2 separate regions of the Homo sapiens genome follow, and region 1 is linked to region 2. The links are chromatin contacts, found by Hi-C in ENCODE. All regions are on one chromosome and are shown on one strand. Each heading gives the region's core, a stretch centred on a gene start or an enhancer-like site at or near the end of the contact. The rest is flanking DNA. Distances are from core to core; before and after follow the strand shown. Region 1 overlaps LOC105377043 (a long non-coding RNA gene). Region 2 has its middle 170 kb from the start of ZNF621.

Evidence for each region. Hi-C counts contacts between places; a loop is a spot of excess contacts on that map. Pooled maps may share reads with other maps.
Region 1: a loop to region 2 is called in a map of ascending aorta, with 2.4 times the contacts of the local background. The contact joins two enhancer-like sites. A Hi-C loop is called at or near these places in 5 of 168 maps with a recorded cell type or tissue (Right ventricle myocardium inferior, ascending aorta, cardiac septum and 1 more) and 9 of 50 pooled maps.

What each region holds. Positions count from the first base shown.
Region 1 is chr3:40,775,717-40,782,015 of GRCh38, reverse strand. All of the region lies in intron 2 of LOC105377043 (a long non-coding RNA gene), which reads right to left. Among named protein-coding and RNA genes, the nearest start is that of ZNF621, 250 kb to the right of the region's middle. Within about 2 kb of position 1,320, at least 23 of the 41 ENCODE cell types and tissues checked have a DNase peak (open chromatin) inside an H3K27ac peak, as active enhancers do; they include ascending aorta and heart right ventricle, where a contact is called at or near this core.
Region 2 is chr3:40,689,163-40,695,899 of GRCh38, reverse strand. No RefSeq gene overlaps it. Among named protein-coding and RNA genes, the nearest start is that of ZNF621, 170 kb to the right of the region's middle. Within about 2 kb of position 4,624, at least 16 of the 41 ENCODE cell types and tissues checked have a DNase peak (open chromatin) inside an H3K27ac peak, as active enhancers do; they include ascending aorta and heart right ventricle, where a contact is called at or near this core.

The sequences.
Region 1 (6,299 bases), core at 71-2,570, 89 kb before region 2:
TGCATGCAGGCACCCAAAGTAGAAGAGGTCAAGGTGGCTGCTCCCTCCCACACATCCAGTCACGAAGACCTCCATTCACCACCTGCTCCTCAGAGACTAAGTTAGGACAAAAGCACGGGGAGAGGCAAGAAATCCCACAGTCATTTTGGGCTAGACTGTGACCAAATTGCAAATTGCAGATCCTAAGTTAACCCTATTAATGACTGGAGTCATTACATAAACTGGATGATGTTTCTTGCCACCCAGTAGAACTGGGGCTTATATTCCATGGGGAGAAAGAAAAGGAGTTTCGTCGCTGTACTTGGTGTCTGGGGGCTGCTTTAACTGTGAAATTCCATATCCAAGACATTCCCTTTATGGGTGAGCTGTCCTCTATCTCCTAAAAACCAAGCAAGAGAGATAGAACCACACACTCAACCTCCAGGGACAAACCGGTGGGAGGAAACGGATATTCAGTGGGCGCCTATTATGTCCCTGCCCTGTAGTAAACACCTTCGCCATCCTTAGCATCTTTTCTATTTGTAATATCTCTGCAAAGAGGAAGAGCTCATCCTTGTTTTAGGCAAATGCAGCTAGGACCTATGAGCTACATTAATATCCGGTCACGGTGATGCCAAAGCCCTTTCCTCTTCCGCCAAGCTGCCTCGGGGCAGAACTTAGAAAGGCTGAGAAACATCCTCATTCCTCCCTCCGCACACTCCCACCCTGAGTGCTTTAAGAGTAGGACAGTCAGCAGCTGAGCACACAAATGCAGCCCTGTCTGGGAACAGGGAGCCCAAGGGGATGCAGCGGTGGCCTTTGGAGGGGTCAGTGACAGCTGTGTAATCGGGGAAGTGCCTTGTCCAATTGGAAGCCCACCCTCCCTTTGAACTATGCGCAATCCCCTCTAGCCGCCGGCCCCCGGCTCCCTCCTCCCAGGCTCTGGGTTCAGTTTTTTCCTTGGCAAATCACACCATTCCGTTGGGAGAGTGGCTTGCTGAGTTTGGCAGTGTTGACACAGCAGTCTCTGGACACGTTCCGGGAAAGCAGGCTACAGCATGTGAGATGAATTTTCTCCTGAACTGTGTGGTTTCCAATGTGTTAGAAAAACAAACTTGGAGAAGTCTGTTTGGCGTGTGTGCATGTGTAGACCCCACTTCCGGAGTCGAAAATGCTGTTGGCCTTCGCCCCCGTTACTTTAAAAAAAAAAAAAGAAAAGAAAAAAGAAAAAAAAGTCCGTCCTCCCAGCGTCTGGTTCCCTGAAACCTGAGGCAGCGTGGACAATGGGAGCTCTTTCAAGTCGCAGCCCCAGCGGCCACGTGACTGCGCCTTTGTGCTGGGAGTGGAGGCAAGTGGAAGCTGCCTGGGTGTCTGGACATTGGGGCCCTTTCAGTGTTGCTGAGCTGCTGGGCCTCACCTCTCCACCGCCTGCCTCCAGGCCCTTGGCTACCCTTCTTCCTCCCAAACATCCAGTTCCTGTTCCCAAAATAACTGCACACAGGAAACTGCCTCGAGGTGGGGCCTCTGCAGTGGGTGAATTCTTAGTGCCCCTGCAGGGATCTCCGGACCTGGCAGGGCCAGTGAAGACAGCGACTGCCCATCACTGCTATGGTTCACAAGCTGTGATGCCAGGAGGGCCGGCAACACCCACTCTTCACGCTCCTCCCATCCCATAACTTCTGTTTTTCCCATAAAAGCAAGGCCAGGCAGCAGCCAAGTCTGACTCCTTTCACTGCTTTTCCGTCCTTCAGGAAAGATGTTCAAGTACTTTTGACCTTCAGATGCACTGGCCAGTAATGCCTTCTTTTTCGACAGAGACTGTGGTTACCTGGCCACAGGGCGATGAAAGCACTTCAGCTGGAAACTACTGCTCCCTCACCTCCCATCTTCCCATGAAACAAGCCAAAGAAGCCCCCTTTGTTGCAGAATAGAGAGGTCCCTGCTCCTCCTTGCCAGGGAGAGAGGAGGCAGGGCTGACTCTGGAATCAGAGTCCTGGAGGGTAGTCACCCTCGGCACTCTAAGTGATAGGACGCCCGCAAGGGGGTCGCTCGTCTAGATTTCATCAGTGTAGCTAAAGTAGGTGTTATCCAATTCTCTAAGCCAGTGGTTCTCAACCCCAGCGGCACACCAGGATCACTGGGGACCTTTCAATACTTCTTTACCCAAGCAACCTCCAAACCAAGAAAATAAGAATCTCCAGGGGGTAGGACCAGGCACTGGTATTTTTAAAAAACTCCCCAGATGGTTCCAGCATGCAGCCAAGTTTGAGAACCACTGGCTTAGCAGTCCTTCTCAAACTCTAATATATATGTGAACCACCTGGGATCTTGTTAAAAACATAAGTTCTGATTCAGCCTGAGATTCTGGAGGCCTAACAAGGAGTGCTGACTCCACCGATCTATGGACCACACCTCAAGCAGCCAGGCCTAAGAGTCTTTAATGATACCCTGTACCTCTCCCTGGTTGAATGGGCAGAAACAACAAGGAGATAGGATGGGAGGGCCTATAGAGGACTTGTGGACTTCTAGGTCTTGAAGGGATTGCTGAGATAGAAGTCACATCCATGCATTTGGGAAATATCTTCAATGGTGGAGAGATCTGGTTGTCAGTGTCTGAATTCGGGATAGAGTAAAATATAAACTTCACCTTTCAAAGCTTGGATAAGAGAATTGACATGGGAGGAAATCACCTCCTACCTTCTAGCTCTTTGCCTGACGCTAAGGATAGTGACAGTCTTACGCTGACCCACTGAGTGACATAAAGCCCTATTTGGGATTGTCAAAAACCGTCTGGCCTGAAGAGGGCCATGGGATCTCAGGGAGCTCAAGCAATGAGGGGGATGAGGCAAAGGTGGTTCCTCCTCTCAGGGTGTCTCGGTGTTTCAAATACAGCTGACGTGCTCTGTCTACAACAGGGAAATCCTTTTTGTTGCCTATTTCCTTTCTGATTCAGAGCTAGTCAGTGCCTTCAAAAATACAAATAACATCAGAGCCTCATAACAGGTTTCTCAGAGTTACACTGCCACAACATCCAGAGCCTTTGAGCCACAATAGCAAACCCTCTGGTCTAAAGAACCAAAGCAATAAGGCACTGACACAGGTGGGATTTGGGACTCATAGTTCTCCCCAAGCCTCATTTTCTCATTGGCAAGATGGGCCTAACAAAAGTATATACCTTTTCAGATTATATGAAAATTAAATAGTGTGTGTAAAGCACATTGCACAACAGTTGGCAAATAGTAAATGCTCAATAAATGCTAGCTGCTATAATAATAATTACTATTATTAAAATAATATTCATCTCATAGAACGTGAAAGCTAGCATAATGCTTAGTACATAGAAGATGTGCAATAAACAGTTGCAAAATCTAAGCCAAAGATAAGTTTTTCTTTTATGCTCTCTTTTGCTTTCTTAAGGTATCTATCAGCCTTTAGTTGGTTTCCATCTTCCTGCCCCTTCTTTAATCACCCTGCAAATGCAGAGAGAAGGTTTAGAATGCAAATTCCCCCTGGAAGAAGTGTGACAACTGCCTGCTTTACAGAAAAGAGATCTTCCTGGTGGTGGGGGGAGGAAAGGATAGGACTTGAGAAAGGGGCGCTTATTTACAGAGACCCTGTAAGTGAAGAGGACAATACCAGGTGCTTTATAGACATTACCTCAGTCAATGCCAGTGTCCTTTCCTCCTTACATACAAAGGAAGGGGCAGCATCTGCTTCTTAAGCTGAAATACCTCCCTTTGCATGATAACACCCTTTGCACACATCCATGCTCTCAGAGTATGGTTTGAGGAATCATTTCTTCATCACTGGAAGTTTCTGCCTTTGTTGGAAAACACGTATTTCCCCCTTAATTCTTGGAGGAGTAAGTCTGGAGGAGTAAGTCCAGCAGGCTCAGAGTGCCTCTTTGAATTTAAATACACAGGAAGACTTCTAGGGAAAGGATGGAGATAGGCAGGAGCCATGGCTCTGCAATATGATAGCACAGGGCATAAGGAATTGCAGTGTTCCCTCTCGGAGTTCTCCTTCATGAAAACTGTGTGTAGGAGGGATCTGCTTTCTGCCAAGCGTGGTCTCTGCATGTCTGGAGACATTTTGGGACGGGAAGTAGTGGGGCAGACCTTCTGAAGACCACAGAACCTCAAGGGAGGAAAGCCATCTGTGATGGCTCATTTTATCTCAATCTGACTTGGTTAAGGAATGCCCAGATAGCTGGTAGAACATCACTTTGGGGTTTGCCTGTGAGAGTGTTTCAGGAATAAATGAGCATTTTTATCAGTACACGGAGTAAAGAAGATTCCCCTCACCAATGTGCCATCATCCAATCCATTGAGGGCCCTGCTGGGACAGAAAGGCAGAGGAAGTCTGAATTTGCTCTTTGCTTAGGCTGAGACTTCCATCTTCTCCTTCCCTCAGACATCAGTGCCCCTAGTTTTTGAGCCTTCTCACTCAGACTGGGACCTATGCCACTGGCTCTCCTGGTTCTCAGGCCTTTAAGTTTGGACTGGACCTACGTGACCTGGGCTTCTAGTTTGCAATAAGCAGATTGTGGAACTCCTCAGCCTTCATAATGGCATGAGACAATCTTCCTAATACATCTTTTTCTGTATATCTAGATATAGTCTATTGGTCCTAGTTCTCTAGAGAACCCTGACTACTACTCCATCTGCAGGGTGGGTCATGCTTGGCCTTGATTATTAGAAGCAGTGTGATGTGGAGTGATTATTAGAAGCAGAGTGATGCAGAGTTCAGTGTAGTGGCTGGCCCTGGGTCTGGCCCCACCCAGCCCCATGGATTCATGTGATCGCTGGAAGAAAGAGTGCTACGAGGGAAAATGGAAAGGGCTGTTGAATGAAGAGTGGTGAGGCATTGGAGCACGAGCAGCCCAGCTCTGGCTGTCCTTGGCCTCTGTGTGAGGCAGAGTGGAGAGGTGCCTTCATCTTCTCCATGTTGCCACAGGCCATTATGCATTTTGTCATATGGAAGGCTCTAGCACTTTCTCTGGCTAGGGTGGCAGCTATCAGTGTAGGGCAAAAGCAAAACCTGGAAGAGGTGGCCATGCCCAGAAAGCATGGCAGTGCACAGGACAGGCTGCGGTGCCCAGCAGGAGGGAAGGATGAAGGTGCCCACTATGCAGAGAAGGACCCACTGGAAGTGGGAGTGGTGACCAGGAGAAACCCCAGTGACCAGTAAGAGGAAAGAACAGCAGTGCCCTGCAGAGGCCCAGCCTGGACCATAAGCCAGAGAAAGAGACAAAGGAGCCTGGGGGAATGCTGTGTGGCAGCTGAATGGACTTGGGCTCAAGCTCCCAAAAGACTCCAATAAATACAATATGGGAGGCTTTGACAGGACCTGAACTCCTGTCATGGCTGGTGGTGAGTGGAGTGATTTCTGCTGAAGTCTCATTTTTAACCCTGGGGTTCCTGGAATGCTGAAATATTTGTCACTACCCTAATATCATTGGGATGAAGCCTCTTTTCTGTACATGGGGGTGAGCACAGCACTCACGCCTTTATCCTCCCCACCCCCTCCCTCCCTTTCTCCTTTATCTCTTTGGATTTTTGTCTGCCTCTGTCACCATCCCTCCATCTCCATTGTCTGTCCCTCTCATCCCTGCCTCTATCCTATTCACCCTATTTCCCATTCCCTACACTATTGCCTGACTCATGGTAGGCATTTAACAATTTTTTTAACTTCATATTACGGAAATTTTCAAACATACACAAAAGTTACAGAATAATATAAGGAACCCTCATGATCCCATCACCGAGTTTTAATAATCTTTCATTGACATCCTCACCCACCCCTCCCTGCATGTTATTTTGAAACAAGCTCAGGCATTGTATCATTTTACCCCTAAACATTTCAGAAAGTGTCTCTAAAAGATAATGGCTCAATTAAAACATAACAATACCATTAACACACTCAATAGTTAGCAATAATTTCTTGCTATTATCAAACATTGAATCAGTGCTTCAGATTTATTCAACTGACTCCGCTTTATTTTTTTTTTTTACCATTTGTTCATTCAGATCAGCATCTAAATGAGATTCATACATTGTGTTGTGTTAATAAGTCTCGTTAGGCTATCGTCACCAAATATTTTTTGGCTGACCACATCTCTTCTCTTTCTGTTTCTCTGTGTCTTTCTATTTTTCTGTCTTCCCTTCTATAAACATCTTGGTTTCTGCAGGCTTGGTTTCTGTCTGTCTATGTCTGTTTCTGTGTAACTTTATCTCTCTGTGAATATTTTTCTGTCTCTCTGTGCCTTTATCTGTATCTTACTCTCCTCTCTCTCTTTTTCTCTCTCCCTCCTTCCCAAG
Region 2 (6,737 bases), core at 3,375-5,874:
CAGAATCACAGCCCCAGCATCACAACAGAGAAGAACAGAGAGGATTTGGAGCTGAGGCAGCTCCTTAATCCACAGTGCATTTGTGGAGCTGAATCTTTTTACACTTTTATTAGTTGTTCATGTTTCTTCTGTGATTTTCCTGTTCCTATCCAAATGCTATCTTTCTTAAATATAACACCACACTGACTTGTATGAATACATTGTGATAATCCTTTTTTATATGTATACACACTGTATATACATACACACTATATATATACATACTGTATATATACACACATATACATACAGATTAGTAAGATATACTGTGCACACATGCCATATATAATACATGCAATTATATATATGCAATTGTATATGGGGGGTGTGCACAGTATATGTATTGTGCGCACAGTATATCTATTACATATGGCGAGTATGCACAGTATATCTTGCTATATATATGTATTATAGATCATGCATGTCCTCTAGATCAACATTTGCTAAATGAATAGGTAAATGTTCACTTATTCTTTTGCTTGATCCACCTCCAGTTTCTGTTGTGGGTAGGCTACAGGCTGCTATGGAAATCACAAAAAGCAGCAATAGCCTTTATTTATAAATAAAAAGATGACTATTTTAAAATACTAATAATTAACCCTAGAAAACCTTTTACAAAGCAGATGGGAGGTTGATGCATGGTTGGTGGAAATCCGGATGCTCTAGTCCCTTGCCCTGGCTCCACTGCCACCCTCCTGCCCTGCCCCTGCTCTGCCTCTTGGCAATAGGACTACTGGAGGTGGGCTGTGGGGGGAAGATCATGGGAATCCTAGAGTCATCAGCTAAGCCAGAGAGGAGTCTTTATGCATAAAGATTTGTGCAAATCCTGACCCTGGACCAGTGTTTATAAAAGAGAATTTCTAAAAAAGCCAAGTGGTGCTCAACCATTCCCAGCTGGGAGTTTCTTCCCTGGGAAGATAAAGCTGGAACTGAAACTACAGGAATAATTATATTTTAAATTGAGGAACTAGGAAGAGAAAATAAGCAGAAGCATTAAGGAGTTACCTCTTGGCTTATAAAATAATGTTAGAGGTTTGTGGAATAAAGCTGATTATGGAATCTGGAAACAAGACCTAGGCCATTTAACTTGCAAAACAGGCCTCAGCCTCTGAGCAGGGCCCAGTGCAGCCAAGCTAAAGTCACCCATATGCTGGAAGCCCACGTGAGCTTGGATAGGAATGTTCTAGATTTCCTTTAGCAAAATGTATTCTTCATGAGGTATTGGTGGAAAATAACATTGCAGGGCTCTGGAATATTCTGTTTATACAATTAGAGACAAAAAGGAAGAAGAAAGTTCTGATAGTTTGCCAAGAATCCTTTCTCTCCCTCAGAGAATTTTATCTGAGTCCTCCTCAAGAGGGAAGCGGGAGAGAAGAAAAGAGCCGAAAATGCAGCTCCTCCTGCCTTAGGTCATAAGTGTTAAAATACCACAAAAAGCCAAGGACTCCAAAAGTTCCACCTCAGATGACTTAAGCAGCAAAATAGCTAAAGAAGGAAAAATAAAAGTGGTGGGAGTGGGGAGGGACCCTTAGAGAATCTGGAGAAGAAATGGACCCCCCAGAACCAAGCCAGGGTGATGCTGCTAAGCAAAGACACAGGGAGGCCAGCCCTGCCAAAGCACTGAACTCTGAACAGATACAATAACAAATAGTCCATGCACAAAGAGGAGGGAACTTCTACTCTCAAAAATACGGGGGTTGTAGGAACTCACAATGAATACTACAAATACTGGAAACATAAGCACAAGTTCCCATGATGGTATCCTATTCGAGTGCCAAAGTGTTTAGGCAAATATGAGTGACAGGGGAAAACTACTGTACAATTTATCCTCAAAGAACAAAATTAGGTCAAATTCTAAAGTGAAAACTTGGCCATCTTTTGGGGACTTCTGTTGGAAATATTTTGTTGTTTTTCTTTGCTTTTGTTGTAGATGACAGTTAATAAAAAGTCAGGCCAGGCATGATGGCTCATACCTGTAGTCCCAGCACTTTAGGAAGCCAAGCTGGGAAGACTGCTTGAGGCCAAGAGTTCAAGGCCAGCCTGGGCAGCATAACTAGACCCTATCTCTACAAAAAAAAAATTAAAATTAGCCAGGCTTGGTGGTGTTAGCCTGTAGTCCCAGCTACTTCGGAGGCTGAGGCAGGAGGATCCCTTGAGCCCAGGAATTCAAAGCTGCAGTGAGCTATGATCATACCACTGCACTCCAGCCTGGGATACAGAGCAAGACTCTGTCTCTTAAAAAAAAAAAAAAAAAAAAATCTGAAGACAAAACCCGATAAATGAATGTATTACATAGTGCTTAAAAAAACAACCAAGGAACTCTGGGAGGAAGAGAGGAGGTCAGAAGGAAAATGGCCCAGAATAGACACTACTTATTCCCTGAAAGTCTAGGACTAAAGCCCCAGCTCAGAGAAAGTTTGAAGCAACCACAGCGGTAGGGTTCCAAGCATGATCTTTCAAGTATGGTGTACAAAGGTGATCCACAGGTGTATGGGAAGAGAATGTTAGATCATCCACTTCTGTTTATCAAAAAAGGACAGAAATTAATACTTTATTTAATATATGAATTGACACTGGAGGTCTCCCTCAGTCACTATGTCAGCCAGATGTCACTCGGGCTCTGTGGCTTGACTCGTTCACAGTATGCAGAGGCTGGCAGTAGAACTCCATTATTCACGCTGCCTTGCAGTGTGACCGGTTAAGTGGATAGGCTGAGTATACAGGCTAGTTTTAGATGAATACTAAAAACATTCCTGCAAAGAAACAGTTATTGAAGATAATTCTAAGTATTGAAATACAAGTGAACAAAAAAACAGCCTAGCTGATACTTCTCCTGCTCCGTCCTTATTAAGCACTTGAAATGTCACTAGAGTGGCTGAGGAACCGAAGTTCAAATTCTATTAATTTTAATTAATGTAAATATATATTTAAAATCTGATATGTGATTCCATTACTGTAAAACTTTTAAGTATATGTGGAACCACTTGAGTATATGAATCTATTCTGGCAACTATAAAGTTTGTGAAACTGAAATGCAATTAAGAATTCCAATGATTATTTTTTAGCATTGGAATTGAGGTGTGCTGTAAGTGTGAAATACACACAGGAGTTCAAAGACTTGGTAAGAAAAAAGAATATAAAGTATCTAATAATTTTTATATTGTTACATGTTGAAATGGTAATGCTTTTAATATAATGGAATTAAAAATATATATTATAAAAATTAATTTTACCATTTAAGAGTTTTTTGATGTTTCTACAAGAAAATTTAAAATTAAAATTCTGCAAGAAAATTTAAAACTAAAATTACATTATTTTAATTATATTGTCTTTATAGTGTTTTCATATTATCTTTTATAGTGTCTTACATCATCTGTCTACTGGATAGCACTGGTAGAGAGGACTTCTTTGCCCTATACCAGGTCACTCATCCTTGGTAGCCCTGGAGGGTCTTGAAAAATGCACAACCTTATCTACCTATACTGGAGTTTTTTGTTTCATAGTAAGATTACCAGAAAAATAGAAAACATACCCAACATGGGCACAAAAACTGCTGGGGTCATTTTCTCTGTGCCAGATGTGAGCTGCCAATATCATCATTTCCATTGGCAAAGCCCTTCAAACTTTAAAACAAAATGTAATTACTTTTACACACCCTTCCCCTTCCTACCTCATGAGACTATTATGAAGCTGAAGAGAGAATGTGAAAATTCTGTGACATTGGAACAAGGGATGATTAAAATATCAGCCAAGTAAACACTTTCCAACAGTTACTACCTCTGACCTTCACACTTATGTGGGGGCAATATTCCCATTTCATAGGTGAGGAAACTGTGGCAGAGAGAGGCTAGGTCCTTTCCCTGAGTCACACAGACAGCAGGTGGTGGGGCTGACATCTAGACCTCTACTCTGACCTATCAGAGAGTCATTGACACTGGTGGAGTGGACAAGAGACCTCACCCTCTGGAAACAATTTTCAAATGAGAAACTGTCTGGAAGTCTCTCTGCTTCTCTGATCTGCAGGCTGGCCTCTCCAGTCCTTGGTGAGCAGCTTCTCTGCATGGGAGCAACAGTTCCCATGACAGCTGCAGGGAACCATGGGAAAAGGGGAAAAAAACTTCCTGAATGCACTCATTGTCTTTCCAGACATTTCCGGCAGGAGGGTTGGTTCTTGGGAAACAAGACCTCATTCTTAAACTGGCTCTGCACACTCAGGTATGTGCCAAAGTGGCATCAGCATGGCCAACAACCACTTATTTGTCTAAAGCAACAGATGACTCGCTGGGGCTACTTGAACTTCTGGCCGGGAAGCTGACCCCACTCTTACTGCCCACAGAACCTCCAGGTTCCTCTGATAGGTCAGCGGGAGGGTGACCTTCAGCCCCAAATGCCTGTTTCTTCCCTTCCCAGTCATGACCAGTGGCAGGCCTGGCACGGGTGGTGGAGAAGGACAATATTCACTTCCAACGGTCAGTGGTTGTACACAGGGCCCTTCCCAAGCCATGGATTCCAGGCCCAGCCCTCCTTTCTGAAAGGTGGTAGTTTGACTTGGAATGAGATGCGCCTGCACCTGCCAAGTTCAACACACAGTGAAGAGAAACACAGCTCAATCCCCAAAGGCCCCGCCTAAGGCAAGGCAGAGACAGGGCAGTTCATCTGGAGAACAAGGGGGGTGAGCCAGGTTCCAGCACAGTCGATGCAGATGGGAATGGGGAGGCATGGGGAGGGAGTAAAGAGCTATGAACTGAGGCTCTGGGAGCGGGGATGGAAGGAGGTGGGTCGAGTTCCCACTCCTGCCCACCTCCTTTTTCATCTACTTTCCCTTTGGCCTTAAAATAACCCCATAAGTTTTGATTGATGTTTTTTGTTGTTTTAACTGGTTGTCCTCAGGGAGGGTTTTCAGAAAGAGCAGCAGCGTTTCCAGGAGCTGGCAGGGCCTCAGAGTGAAGCAAGCTCGCCCACACCCACTCCCTTCCTCACCAAGCACCAGGCAGCTCAGCCAAGGACTTCCTTCTCCTCCCCCCTGGCTTCCTCCCCTTCTCTCTCACCATTTCACCCAGGGGGGAAAAGCTCCAAGTTTTAAAAGAGTCAGCTCAAACCAGCAGCATACTTGAAATATAGAGGAAAGCCCTGCTAGGATGTCCAACAGCTCTGTGTTGTGTGACCTGGGTCGGGGAGATGGGGAGGACAGAACTGACCACAGATACCCGACCTCTAGATGAGTCCTACCCCCTAATATAATCAATGGCTTTGACCTCCTTGAAGAGCTGTTTAAAAGATTTCACATCAGCTGACTTGAGTTTCAGCCCCTGCTGTCTAATGGAAATGAATAAAAGACCCCAGGTAATAGCCCACCTTAATAGTTGCCATCTTGATAACAGAAGGGGGTTTGTAGGGCTGTTTCTGGATCTGGCAGAAACTGATCTGGGTCACTAAATGGCTTTACAGTTACAGCTGGTCTTCATTAATTATTAGATAGTTGCTAGTTAGACCAATTTGAACACTTCTAAGAGCAGCTTAATGGTTGTTTATTAAACTCTCTCCAATTATGACTGCTTAGCATATCAAAAGGCTGGGAAAATACCCCCAGGTAACCTTGGGAAGAGAAGGCAGGCACAGGTACAATGGGTGACTTTGCTGGGCTTAACAAAGATCCCAGAAAAAGAGCAAATTCAAATGAAGGTGAAAGTCACCCTTTAAATAAACCATGGACTGAAACAAATGCTAAAGAGTAAACCATTGCACAGTTCAACAACTCCCTCCCTCTTCTGGGTAATTGAAAATACTGTAACATTGTTTTGCACTTGGACTCAGTATTATGAAGTTTCTATGGTGGTGAGGAGTAAACCCTCATATGTACATATTTACAAGGTTGTGAACACTAAACCCTGCATACTGTACCTTCTGAGCAAGTTAAATGATTTTAATCCCTGATAGTCACCAATCTTGATTTTTACCTTATACTGTCTTTAGAATGTAACATTTAAATAGAGACGGGATCCCACTGTGCTACCAGTAATATCTGCATTGAGATTTTACTGTATGCCAGGAACTTTACAAGCATATTCATTTAATCCTTAGAATACCTTTTGAGTTTTGTTATTATCTCAGTTTTACAAATGAAGCACTAAGGTTCAGAGAGGCTTTGGTAACATGCCAAGTTCACAGAGTTTAAAAATGCCGAAAGTCAAGACTTACTCAATGGGCATCAAACTCCGGATCCCATGGCTTAATCTCTATGCTATAGTTCCCTAGTCTGATGGTCAACTTCTGATCTTCCAAATCAGAAAACTCCATCAGAGAGTCAAAACTTTAAATCAGTAGTCAATATTGAAAGCTTTGTCTCTCTGATGGAGTTTTCTGATTTGGAGGGAACAAGTATTGTTGGGACACTGCCCAGATCCCCCTCAGATCCCTTTTACTGAGTCTCTGTTCATCTCCCCCAGCTTCAATGAGCTTTTGCCTTTGTATTTGTCCTATTGCTTCTGTAACAAATTGCCACCTTCTTTTTCTTTTCCTTTTTTTTTTAGACAGAGTCTTACTCTGTCTCCCAGGCTGGAGTGCAGTGGCATGATCTCAGCTCACTGCAACCTCTGCCTCCCAGGTTCAAGTGCTTCTCGTGCCTCAGTCTCCTGAGTAGCTGGGACTACAAGCACCCACAACCACGCCTGGCTAATTTTTGTATTTTCAATAGAGAC